3 separate regions of the Mus musculus genome follow, and regions 2 and 3 are each linked to region 1. A link is a contact called in ENCODE Hi-C or POLR2A ChIA-PET data. All regions are on one chromosome and are shown on one strand. Each heading gives the region's core, a stretch centred on a gene start or an enhancer-like site at or near the end of the contact. The rest is flanking DNA. Distances are from core to core; before and after follow the strand shown.

Evidence for each region. A loop is a pair of places that touch in the nucleus more often than their neighbours do. ChIA-PET counts read pairs that join two places held with the same protein, here RNA polymerase II (POLR2A).
Region 2: POLR2A ChIA-PET joins it to region 1 with 60 read pairs in Patski. The contact joins the enhancer-like site here to the promoter of Atf3 in region 1. A Hi-C loop is called at or near these places in 3 of 37 maps with a recorded cell type or tissue (CH12.LX, T-helper 17 cell and v-Abl transformed pro-B cells). POLR2A ChIA-PET finds 5 or more read pairs at or near these places in 2 of 5 experiments (Patski and embryonic stem cell).
Region 3: POLR2A ChIA-PET joins it to region 1 with 36 read pairs in Patski. The contact joins the enhancer-like site here to the promoter of Atf3 in region 1. POLR2A ChIA-PET finds 5 or more read pairs at or near these places in 3 of 5 experiments (Patski and embryonic stem cell).

The regions. Positions count from the first base shown.
Region 1 is chr1:191,181,175-191,184,970 of GRCm38, forward strand. Atf3 (activating transcription factor 3) reads right to left here and starts at 2,159. Exons shown (of 4, transcript NM_007498.3): 1 at 1,919-2,159.
Region 2 is chr1:191,294,694-191,298,489 of GRCm38, forward strand. No RefSeq gene overlaps it. Among named protein-coding and RNA genes, the nearest start is that of Nenf, 22 kb to the right of the region's middle. Within about 2 kb of position 1,893, at least 2 of the 3 ENCODE cell types and tissues checked have a DNase peak (open chromatin) inside an H3K27ac peak, as active enhancers do.
Region 3 is chr1:191,255,798-191,259,593 of GRCm38, forward strand. No RefSeq gene overlaps it. Among named protein-coding and RNA genes, the nearest start is that of D730003I15Rik, 33 kb to the left of the region's middle. Within about 2 kb of position 1,922, at least 1 of the 3 ENCODE cell types and tissues checked has a DNase peak (open chromatin) inside an H3K27ac peak, as active enhancers do.

The DNA of each region.
Region 1 (3,796 bases), core at 909-3,408:
GTCTAGCTCAAACCCCCATTTTGTCATTGAATAAACTGAGGTCCCAGAAGGAAAGCACTTGCCTAACTAAACTCACAGAGATGGGTGTGGTCCAGTCCAGCCAAGCTGCCCACACCCACCCTCTACTCATTCTGCACTACCAGGAGGACCCATCAGTTAGTTCAATAGATCAACCAAATAAGCAACCACAGAGAGAGCTGCCTGCCAGGGGGGCAACTGAGGGCTGAAGAGACCCATACCTGGCACCCCTCATAGAGGAGGCTCTGACAGAATGAAGACCAGAAGAAACTGGTGTGCCAAGAAGGGATTTAGATAGCCACAGGTGCTGGGCAATGCCTTCTTCACTCTGGGAACCTGGTCAGCAGCCTCTGAAACCTCTTGATAGAAGCAACAGCAACCCCCACCCCAGCCCCACCCGCTCCAAGCAAGAGCCTGTATGTGGTAACATTATCCCATAACAAATGCAACATGCAAAACATGTGCTCCCTTCTTGGTGACACATGCCTGTAATCTCAGCACTTGGGGACCGAGGCTAGAAGACTGCCATAAGTTTAAAGCAAGCCCCAGTTACATAGGGAGACTTTGTCTCAAAAGAGTGGAACAACAGGAGGGGAGAATAAACCTTTTAAATAATCGGGCTTGGCAACTCCTTTAATTTATAAGAAAGCTCGTGAGCTACATGATTAAATCAAATAAAATGGCTAAGAGGAAAATACAGAAATGGGAGTTGAAAATGAGCATGGGGTCGAAGCAGGGAATCAATCCAACGGGAGAGAGCTAGGAGACAGAGATGTAAGAGAGGCCCCCTTTCCTGTCCTGTCTCAGAGACCGGCTAGGAACGCTGGGTGGGGGAGCCTCCACACTGAACATCCCTCCCTGGCTCCTTTTACTTTAATTATTTTAGTCTAGAAACAAATCTGTCAAAAGCTGGCTATCTGAAGCACACAGCGCACAGAAAGGTGCTGGGCGTGTGGGCCTGTAATTTCAGCACTTGGGAGGCTGAGGCAGGAGGATTGGCCGGAGTTTTTATGGGCAGTCTGGATTACAGAGTGAGACTCTGTCACGAGAATACAAACAACCCCCCCCCCGCACGCCCCCCCCCCCAAGTACAAGTGGTTCCACACCCTGGTCCCTCCACCCGCTTGATCCGATTCCTTCGCTTCCCTTCCAATACATAAAGAAACTCAAGGGCCGGTTAAAAGTCAGCCAGAGCACAGCAAGTCACAACAGCGAGTGAGGCTGGAAGTGACGTCTCAAACCTAGCGGTCCGAAGTTAGCTGGTGCGGAGACCTCTCGGCCTTCAGCCCCGGGACAGCGCCACACCAGGGCTCGCCGCCTCCAAACTTATCCTAACACACTTTCGCTCACAGCGCTCTACGCGGTCATGCTGCCCAGATCTCTGCTCCGGGGAGCGCAAGGCGACCTCCAGCGGCTGTGCCGGACCTCCGTTCGAGCGTCCGGTCTTCATTCATTTAGCTCGATACCGGGAGCAGCGCTTCAACAAGCCGCGGCCACTGCGCCTCTACGCGGACTTAGGAGGGACCCGCTCCGAGTCCAGGGTCCGGGACAAGAAGTGATGGATGGAAGAGGGGACCCCGATCGCCAGAGTGTGAGTCACCTCCGCGCACCAGCACCCACCTTCCACCCAGACGACCTCTCCTAGTTGCAAACTGAGAGCGCAACTCCTCCGTCCCTGGGCATCTTTCACGCCTCGAGTCAAAAGAGAAAGTTCGTTCTTTCACTTTACCAGAAACTTTTTACCAGCTAAGAACGGCAGCGGCAAAGAGCGGCTCAGCCGAGCGACTGTGGCACGGACACTAGGGCTTCAGTCTCCGGTGGCGCAAGGGTCCCGGGACTGGTCACCAGAGGGGAACTTAGGGTGAGGAGGGCAGCGCTCCTCGGTGTGGCTCTAACTCACCTCCAGTCTTCGCTCGGGGCGGCCAGGGTCCAGAGAGCGGCCAGAGGCGGGTGGTCTGTCCCGCCGGCGGGCGAGCGCCAAGGACTCTGCCGGAGCGCGGGTTAGCCGATTGGCTCCACTGGGGAAGCACCGTGCGCGGCGTCTCGCTGAGTGAGACTGTGGCTGGGAGCGCGTTGCATCACCCCTTTTAAAGCCCTCGCGTTGGCAGGGAGCCCGCTTAACTCCAGGTTACCAATCCCAGGCTGACGTAATGCTATTAATAGCTTCCAGGGAGAACTGGCCAGAGGAGGGGTGAAGGAGGGACGGGGGCGGGGCAAAAGGTGGGTGGAGACCGCGGACTTGGTGATGCAAGTGCGAGAAGGGGCGGTCACGGCGCGTCCTGCGTTCCTCGCACGCCCGGGACACACACACCCGCCCGCCCTCTATCTCCTTATCAGGCTGGGAGCCGCCCGGGCGCACCGCCAGATGTGCGTATTCGCCGCTGCGTGTTCCAGGCATGAGCCAATGGTGCCCAAGCCAGCGGCATGACTCCACCGCCCTGGCATCTCTCCCTCCGCTAGGTTGGGGAAGGGGGGGTGGTGGTGCTGGGAGGCGGATCCTGGCAGTGGCCCAGACTAGGTGAGGCTGGGAAGCGGGCACGACCTTTCTCTAAAATGTGTGGTCATTTTTCTAAAACTTCAGGAAAATGTGCCTTCTTTGACCAGCGGCCTAGCCTAAGGAGGGGGCGGGGAAGGGATAGCGGTGACAATCTCCCGCGTGAAGGAGGTGCCCAAAGTTACACTCCGATGAATCCACACCGTTACCCGCCACTGTGACCTCCTCTGCCGGGGACCCAGCTAGCAGCTGTGGGTTAACGTAGACATTCGGCAGCCTCGTGCTCCCACGCCCACGGCCCCCGAACTCGCTAGGAACCCGAAGTGCTAGTGACCGGACGCGGTCAGTTCGGTTGTTGTTTTTATTTTTAATAACAACCACAAAACGTTTTTAAATGAACAGGGAATTCTCCACGAAAGCAAGAGCGTAGAAAGAGGAAAGATTTGGAGAGATCAGAGCCACCTAGCGCAGGGATAAGAAAGGGCTGGAAAAAGGCGGCTCGGCTAGTCTGGGAAAGAGGACGCTTTGATCTCTACGCTCCCGGTTTGGGCGGGGGTGGGGGTCCGCCTGGATATCAGGAAAGAAAAACCGGCTCCAGGTTTCGAGTGTCTGTCTGCAGGAACAGAGGGCTCTAGGGATACGGTGGCCGGGACTGAACGCGCACCGCTTAAAGCCGGAACACCGAGCCCTCTTGTACTCAAATCTGGTGGCGGGAAAGGCTGGGCAAAGGACTCGATTTCAGGCCAAAGCCTCAGCAGACCTGGGTTTGAAACTTGAAATTAGTTTCCCGGTTCTGACCCAGTAATTCCGAGGGTCTGAGCTGAGCGCAAGACCCTGAGCGGGACTCCATAGCTCATCAAGGGTTACACGTGCACAGACTGCGGCCCAGGAATCGCACACCTGCCTGGCAGACTTTGGCGGGCACATGTGGGGCAGGACGCTGAGGTGTAAAGACAGAGGCACCTGCTAACGCCCGCCTTTGAGAGGAAGGCGATCAGAAGGTCACAGGGAGGTAGTTTGGGGTGTGAAGCAGAACTGACCGGTGCCGCTGCCTCCATAGCACCTACCACCCGGACTGTTACGGTCCTGAGGAAAGGTCGCCGACGGTAGTACAACCGTAAGCAACTGATGGCCCCAGAGACAGACATTTCGGGCAAAATCAAGTTCTCTGCACCCGGGTTCCTCAAGTCCAAGGCAGAGTCTCGCCCTTCACAGGCCTCTGCCCTCCATCGAGGCCCCCGGAGTCTCTCGGTCCTTGCTGGCCCGGGAGGCCTAGGGTGGTTC
Region 2 (3,796 bases), core at 643-3,142, 110 kb after region 1:
CCCTCTTTCCTCTTCCTTCTTCCCTCCTCTCTTCTTTCTCCTCCCTCTTCCCTCCTCTCCCTCCCTCCCTCCCTCCCTCCTCCCTCTCCTGTCCTTCTCCTCTCTCCTCATTCTTCTCCTTTCCCTCTCCCTCCTCCCTTTGTTCTCCTCTTCTCACTCAACCCCCATCCCTTCTGCAACCAGGTCTCATGAAGTTTGGCCTATAACTTATTAGGCCATAAAAGATGACCTCAAACTCTTAACCCTCAGGCCTCCACCTCCAGAGAGCTATGATTGCAGGCATGTGCCACCACACACCAGGCATGCTAGGTGTTAGAAACAAACAATCTGGGTGTTGCACGGGGGAACACAGAAACAAAGCAAATGTATCTTGGTAACATAATTCTTTTTAAAAACTATTTCATTGTATGTGTGTGGATGCTGTGTCTGCATGCATGTATGTGCACCACATTCATGCTTGATTCCTGTGAAGACCAGAAGAGGCCATCAGATCCCCTGAAACGTGTGTTACACACAGTTGAGAACTACTGTGTGGGTGCTGGGAATCAAACCCAAGTCTCTGTAAGAGCAACAAATGCTCTTAACCACGGACCCATCTCTCCAGCCCTAAGGGTTTTTGTTAAAAGGGTGTGCCAGAATCCAAACCAACAGGACTCCTGCCTTTATCCCTAAAGTAGTCGGTAGCTGTGTTTCATCCATTAATGGGTGCTCAACTTCACAGGCTGACATGATTGGCTAATTGGTGAAAGGAGGAAGGAGAAGGCCAGGAAATGACTTCCTGCTTGGCTGCCTAGCTTTGACTTAACAAAACAAGTTTCTCATAGGCAAGCCCTCTACCAACTGCTCTCTTCTCTCTCTCTCTCTCTCTCTCTCTCTCTCTCTCTCTCTCTCTCTCTCCCTCCCTCTCCCTCTCTGTCTCCTTTCCTCTCTCTCCCCTCTCTCTCTTCCTCTCTCTCCCTCTCTTCTTCCCTCCCTCTCTCTCCTTCCCTCCCTCTCCCTTCCCTTCTCTCCCTCTCTCTTTTCACACATGTGCACACACACACATACACATACAGTCCTTCCAACAAGGAGAGAGGAGAGAGAGAGAGATCAAATAAGTTTTCATTAACCCAGAGAAAAAGATGTCTATCCAAAGGAGACAATGGCAGCTTGGCCCCTGCCCTTCAGTTCATTCCATGTTGCTCAGCCTGGTGCCAGCTCACTTCTCCACATTCTTTCTGCAACCTCCCACCTCCCTGTAAACACCCTGCAAACGCCACTGACAGCACTCGGATCCATCAGTCCAGCTCAGCTCCATGCCTTGCTTATCTAGGAAGACAGTTCTGCTCCAAACACATGCTTATAAAACTAAATAATACAGTCTTGCTCCCAGGCTTGATGTTGCTCCTGGCTGAGCATTATTTCAGAATCTGTCAATGGAGCCCACGTGCAACAAATGCATTCTTTTATGTACTTAGAGTTGGAGACAGGGAGTGCCCTGTGGGATTGCACAGATGTGCCTGTGGGTAGAAGGGATGTGAGCCACTTCTTCACCTTTCCCTGGGTTAGATGACTTCTGCTGGCCCTTATGGAAGAGAGGGTGGGAGAGGGACTGGTGAGATCATGGGAGACAGTCGGAAGAACGTGGAAAGAACTGCCTGCCCCAAACTCCTGCCACGGCGCTGCAAACTCTTTCTTTTCACACCTAAGCAGGCCACTCACATGCCATGTTCCTCTCCCCACTTGCCACCCGCTTCTTTTCTGTCTCTCAGGGGACATTTTCCAGGCCAGCACTACTGAGTCCCCGGGTATGGAAGGCACCCCATTCTGAGCCTCCTGCTCCTGGGTTAAGCAGGCTGTGCTGGCTTTGCTCCCCTGGAGGGAATCTGGAGCATGCCCTTGCCTTGGATTCAGCCCGGGAGCTTGGCAGAAGAATGTGGGTTGTGTCCAGCAGAGAAGCCCAGCCTTTCCTGGAGCCATCCCAGGTATCCAGGGTATCCACTGCATTCTCAACAAACCCTAGACACCCACACAGAGCAGAGTGGGAGATAACCGCTGAGTGAATCCCACCCACAGCTGACGATAGCTCTCCAGCTCCCCTTTGCTCAGAAGGGCCAATCTGAGAGCTGTGAAGTGCTGGCACCCTCCAGAGCACCGGAAGCTGGATAGAGCCAGGGCAGCACTGGGTGTCCACAGCATGGAACATTTTCAAATCACACTGACAACTTCAGAGTATAGCCCCAATGGAGTATCTATCGGTGGTGCCTCCATGTTGTGGAGACAGAAACTAAGTCCTTCCTCAAGGGTCCTAGGGCTGGTGAGTGGAAGTAGGTCACAGACTGTGCCTGGTGTGTATGGGTCACCTGGATCTGTGTTCCTTAGTCAGGCAGGACAGGGCATCATCGGGGTCTCTAGTCTCTTAGCCTGCCCATGTGACTCCCTCAAGAACTGACAACCCAGAGCAACCTTGGGCAATCAATGCCTTCCCCACTCCCCACTGTCAGTCAGCAGGCAGAGGGCTCAGGCCACAGACCTTGAAGGCAATCGTGGCTCCTGCCCCAGGTGCAAGACATAGACAGACAGACAGACAGATACACAGACACGCACACACACACCGATACAAGTACAGGCACACAGACAAACAGAGACAGACATACAGACACACTCACAAACACATACATACACATACTCAGACATATACACAGACACACACACACAATGACGTTTTGATAACAGAAGACTTCAGGTTCTGTTAGCCTAAGGTGTCTTCCTCTCAGAGGTCACAGAGGCAGCCTGATCTAGTCAACAGAGCTACTCAGACATAGGTTTTGGTGGCAGGCCAGGTCTTCAAGGTAGCTTTTCACCTACAGGCCTGAGTAGGTCCCCTGAGAGACCTCTGCTCGAAGCAATTTGAAAGCCATGCCCCAGTTCTCTCGGTTGCTTGTCTAGGCCTGGCAGGCCTTCCAATCCCACTCTGGTTGGCCTTCTTGACTAAACCAGAGCTCACTGAGTGGCTAGACTAGCTAGCCAATGAGCAATGAGGTCCCAGATTCTATTATCTATATGTATGTGTTTATGATATATATGATATACAATATATGTAATATTGTATGTTGATTGTTGGGGACTGAGGTTCCACCTCAGGTCCTTGTGTTTGCACAACGAGCTTTTTGTCCACTGAGCATTTCTTCAGCCCCAGGGTTTTTCTTCCTTAACTGTAACTTTACTGATAAGCCAGAGCTTGTAAAAGTGAGCACCCTGGGGCCTGTGGTAGGCAGTATACCATGGCAGGGATGCACAATGGAGCAAAGCCACTCTCTTATGGCTGGGGATGGGGAAAATATCTTACAGTCCCTTTAGGGCATGACTCAGTGACCTAAAGACTCCAAAAAGTTCCACAACTCTCCAGTGGTTCCCAAGGCTGTGATCCAAGCATCCAATACACGGGCTCTGAGCCTATGAGCAGTCACTTTTCAAAAGGCCGGTCCCACCTACTACCAGCTGGGCTCTCCAGGCCACACCAGAGACTCCTAAGGACTGCCCTCGGCATCAGGACCCTCTGCTTTCTCAGGGAGGGCTCAAGCGGAGGTTTGCTGGAATAGAGGAGGAATATGCTGTGCCTGTTGTCCCTGTATCTCTCCAGATGTAGCACAGGCCACTGTGTCCAAGGCTGAGTCAACCCACTACTCAGAAATCAACTCCTATGAGAAAACCAGATTCCAAATCCTGAACCAGGACCTGGGGCAGGAGGATTTCCAAGATCAGAGAAGACTTGAGAGCTGCCCAGAGCCTACAGTATCTGTGCTGCCTGCCTGGT
Region 3 (3,796 bases), core at 672-3,171, 74 kb after region 1:
GAAATCACTTTCAGTCAAGAACGTCTGGTATTTCAGCCACTCCATTTCTATGATGAAGAAGCAACCCTGGATTTGGTTTCCCTGTGGATGGTGGTGGTGTTTTGTTTGTTTGAGACAGGTTTTCCTGTAGCCCAGGCTGTCCTTGAACTCCTCATCCTCCTGCCCCAGCCTCCCCAGTGAGGATTACAGGCATGTGGCATCATGCCTGGTTCCATTGCATCGATAGGGACTGAGAACCTAGGGTTCAGTGAGGCCAGGCAAGCACTCTGTGGCTGATTGGTACCTATCACTTGTTACCTGTGCAACCCTGGGTACACGCGGCAGAGAGCTAGATCCTGGTCCTACCCACGCTCTCAACCCTGGGATCTGGACGCCGTTTGTCCTTGCCCACACTGTATTGCACAGCCCTCTGCTTTTGTTTCAGCAAAGCCCATGTGCCCACCATTGCCTAACCACTTTGCAGCTTACATCCAGGGCCTCTGCTGGGTTTGCATTCTTTTTTTGGATGTGTTCCCCTGGTTTGCCAGTTCCCTCTCATGGAGGAGGCTGGGCGACTAAATGTTTCAACCTTTCTGCCCCAGTGTGCCGCACAGGACCCACAGCCAACTGGGTACAGACCTTTCCTCCCTACTTGAGCCCATTGACTGTAGAGCCTGGCAAAGTGTGTGGCCTGCAGGAGGTGCCTAATGATGATAAAATGAAGTGAGAAGTGAGCAGAGCACACAGGTGGAGGATAGAGATGGAGAGAGGAGAGAGCCCAGGCTGGGATGAAGAAGAGGTCTTGCTACAAAGCAGGAAGAGACAATTGACTTGCCTGCCCCTCATTCCTCCCTCCTCTGGCTATGAACTTCAGTTGCCTCCGCCCTCGTTCCCACATCAGTCTCCTCTCCATCCTTTAAATCACCTTGTCCTCCACATCCTTCCTGGTGAGGCCAGGCTTTTCCTGCTGAAAGGGCAGGCAGGGAGGAGCAGGAACATTTCCTGCAAAGGGTCAGCCCTGCTAAGCCCTCTGTTTAGGCATCTGAGAGATGCTACGTCTTGGCAGAGTTGGTGCCTTCAGATATGATGGGATTTGGGGAAGCCAAGCAGAACGTCCCCAGTTTCTAGCTCCTTTGTCTAAACAGTCCCAGGAGATTCTTCCTGGTTGACAGCAGCCTTCCACCGGACTGAACCTGTGCTACCGGTTTGTTCTCATGTCCTAGCTCTCCACAGGAGGCTTCCGGGGCAAGGGTCTGGTCCCTCGCCTGCTTCAGCAGCCCAGCAAGGTCCTGCTGTGTTCAGTGTGACCTTTGTCTTCTGACCTGGCTGTTGGTCAATCAGTCAATCAGATGTTATTGAGGGATGGGCCCTGTTGTGAGTGAAAGAGACTCAGAAAAACAGGGCAGGATCCTTGTGCTTGGAGAGTGTGCATGGGCGGGGTGGGACAGCTTAGTTTCGCACATTGGAGATCTCACAGCTTCAGGACCTGCATGGAGCCTGCTACATAGCAAGGACAGTCAGCAACAGCTCAAGGCCGCACTGCATTCTCTGCACCCTCTAAAGATTCCTTCTGCCTTCCCCTTTGACAACTGTCCAAAGGCCAGGGATAAAATGCTTGGGAAGAGTTTGGTGACAGGAACACTTGGGCACACCCAGGTCTCCCTTGACAGCTGGCCTAGGACCATGAATTTACCACAGAGCTGCTGGAGACTGGATTTAGATTCCAACCCAAGCTCAAAGCCCAGTATTGACGCAGCTTGAGCCTTGTAGAAATGGCCCAGCTTGCCTCAGCGTCTAAGCTGTCAAGTAGGGACAGGAATACCAGCTCATGTGCTAGCTGAGAATTAGTTGTTATCCATATTTCAAAAGAAACAGCAAGGGGGTTGATCAAGAGGCAAGGTCAGGAGATGAGAGAAAGCAGGCAGTGAGCCAAAAAGGCTGGTGGCACTGGCTAGAACTGGCAAGACCAACGAGGTCACTTGCTGTGTGCTGGCCTTATGCTCAAAGCCACATACCTCCCAAGTTACAGGTGTTATCGTCACTCCACAGATGAGGGAGAGAGAGCCTAAAGAGATTAAGAAATCTGCCTGAGGTTGTCCAAAGCCAGGATTTGAACCCTAATTATCTGCCACCAAGCCCTGTCCCACCCACCCCCACTCCATCCCCCAATCTTCAGTGCTGCCAAAGATGGCTGAAAAGCCAGAATCTGTTTACCAGGGCCTGAGGCAGAAATCCTCTTCCTGTGACCTCTCTGTGACCCACACCCTCTTCTGTAGAGTTGCCAACTTCAAACAGCTATGATCTTTCCACCTGTGGCCCTCCCCATTCTCAAGAACTCAGCAGGGGACACTGTGAACTGGGAATGCCTCTGCCACTTCAGCTGAACTGTTGTGATGGCTCAGTGATAAATGGACTATGAGAAAGACATCCCCGATGCCTCAATTGGAGTGAGGCATCCCATCATCCCACAGGAGCTGCAAGAGGACAACCGTCAGGCCAATGCCCCCTGCCCTCAGCCATCCTGGCTCTGACTCCCTCCCTCCCAACCTGAAGCAAGCATAGATGGGGCCAGGAGAAGGAGGGAGAACTGGCCAGCTAGGGAGAAAGTGGCTTTGCTTACATTTCACATTGGACACGTGGGGTCCAGAATTATCTTTTTGTTTGCCACCTTGTATCCCAAGAGACTTCAGCTTGCCCTCCATGGGATGGCAACAGATATTTCAGAACCTGCGGGAAATTTCTTGTTCTTCCTTTGAGTCAGAAGATTTAAAAAAAATTAAACTAGAGAAAGATCTAGTTGGATGCTATAGTTCTTCTGGGGATATTCTTTTCTCTTAAAAATTATACACGACCATTTTTGTGAGAAAAACTGTAGCCTGAAGAATTAGTCATAGATGTGGCCACTAAGAAGAACCATTGTTGGAAGCACCCCAAGGAAGAGCCAGCCAGCCCTTCAGAAATACCCACAGCTCTCTAAGGAAGCCTGAGCTTTCCCAGTGTGGTCTGGGAGCAGTGGGAGGAGAATTAGGAAGCAGGCAGACACTTTAGATGGACATAAACCTGGATGAAAGTTGGCTCACTCCACAGCCAAAAGGAACCCTGAGCACATTCGGTGGAGTAGCGTTCTGCTTTCTGTGAAGCTCACTTCTGTAGCAGACAGGAAAACATCTGGATTTTCCTCACATCCCAGCCTCTCCCTGCTAATCCTAATTGTATCACAATGTTACCTCTCACCCCAAACCACACTAGAAGCCGGCTGTTTAGAAGAGGAAGGGCCCTAGAGTTGTGATGCTTAACCAGGAGTTTGGAGGAAGACCTCTCTGAAAATGAATGGAAGCTGTGAACGGGAGAAGTGTATGCCGGGGCTGCACCAGGGAGAGAGGGCTTCCAATTGGTCCAAGACCAAGCTCTGCTCGTATTGGCCACTCTCCTGTTGTTGTGGTAAGAGATCCTGACAAAAGAACTCAGGGCTCACGGAAGCTGGGTTTGTTGTGGCATTTGGTTCTATTGGCAGAGAACAGGATCATGATGGGGAAGTCATGGCAGCAGGAAGCTGCTGATCACACAGAAATCACAGAGAGCAGGAAGAGGGGCCAGGCTTATCAAACATCAAAGAAAAACCTCAAAGCTCACCCTCAGCGACTACTTCCTCCAGCCAGGCTCAACCTCTTAAAGGTACCAGAACCTCCCCAAATAGCACCAACACCTGGGGACTGAGCGTTCAAACATTCGAGCTCACAGAGGACATTCCTCATTTAAATGACCAGACTGCTATTCCAAGGGACCCAGTTGTGATTCCCAGCACTCATTTCAGGTT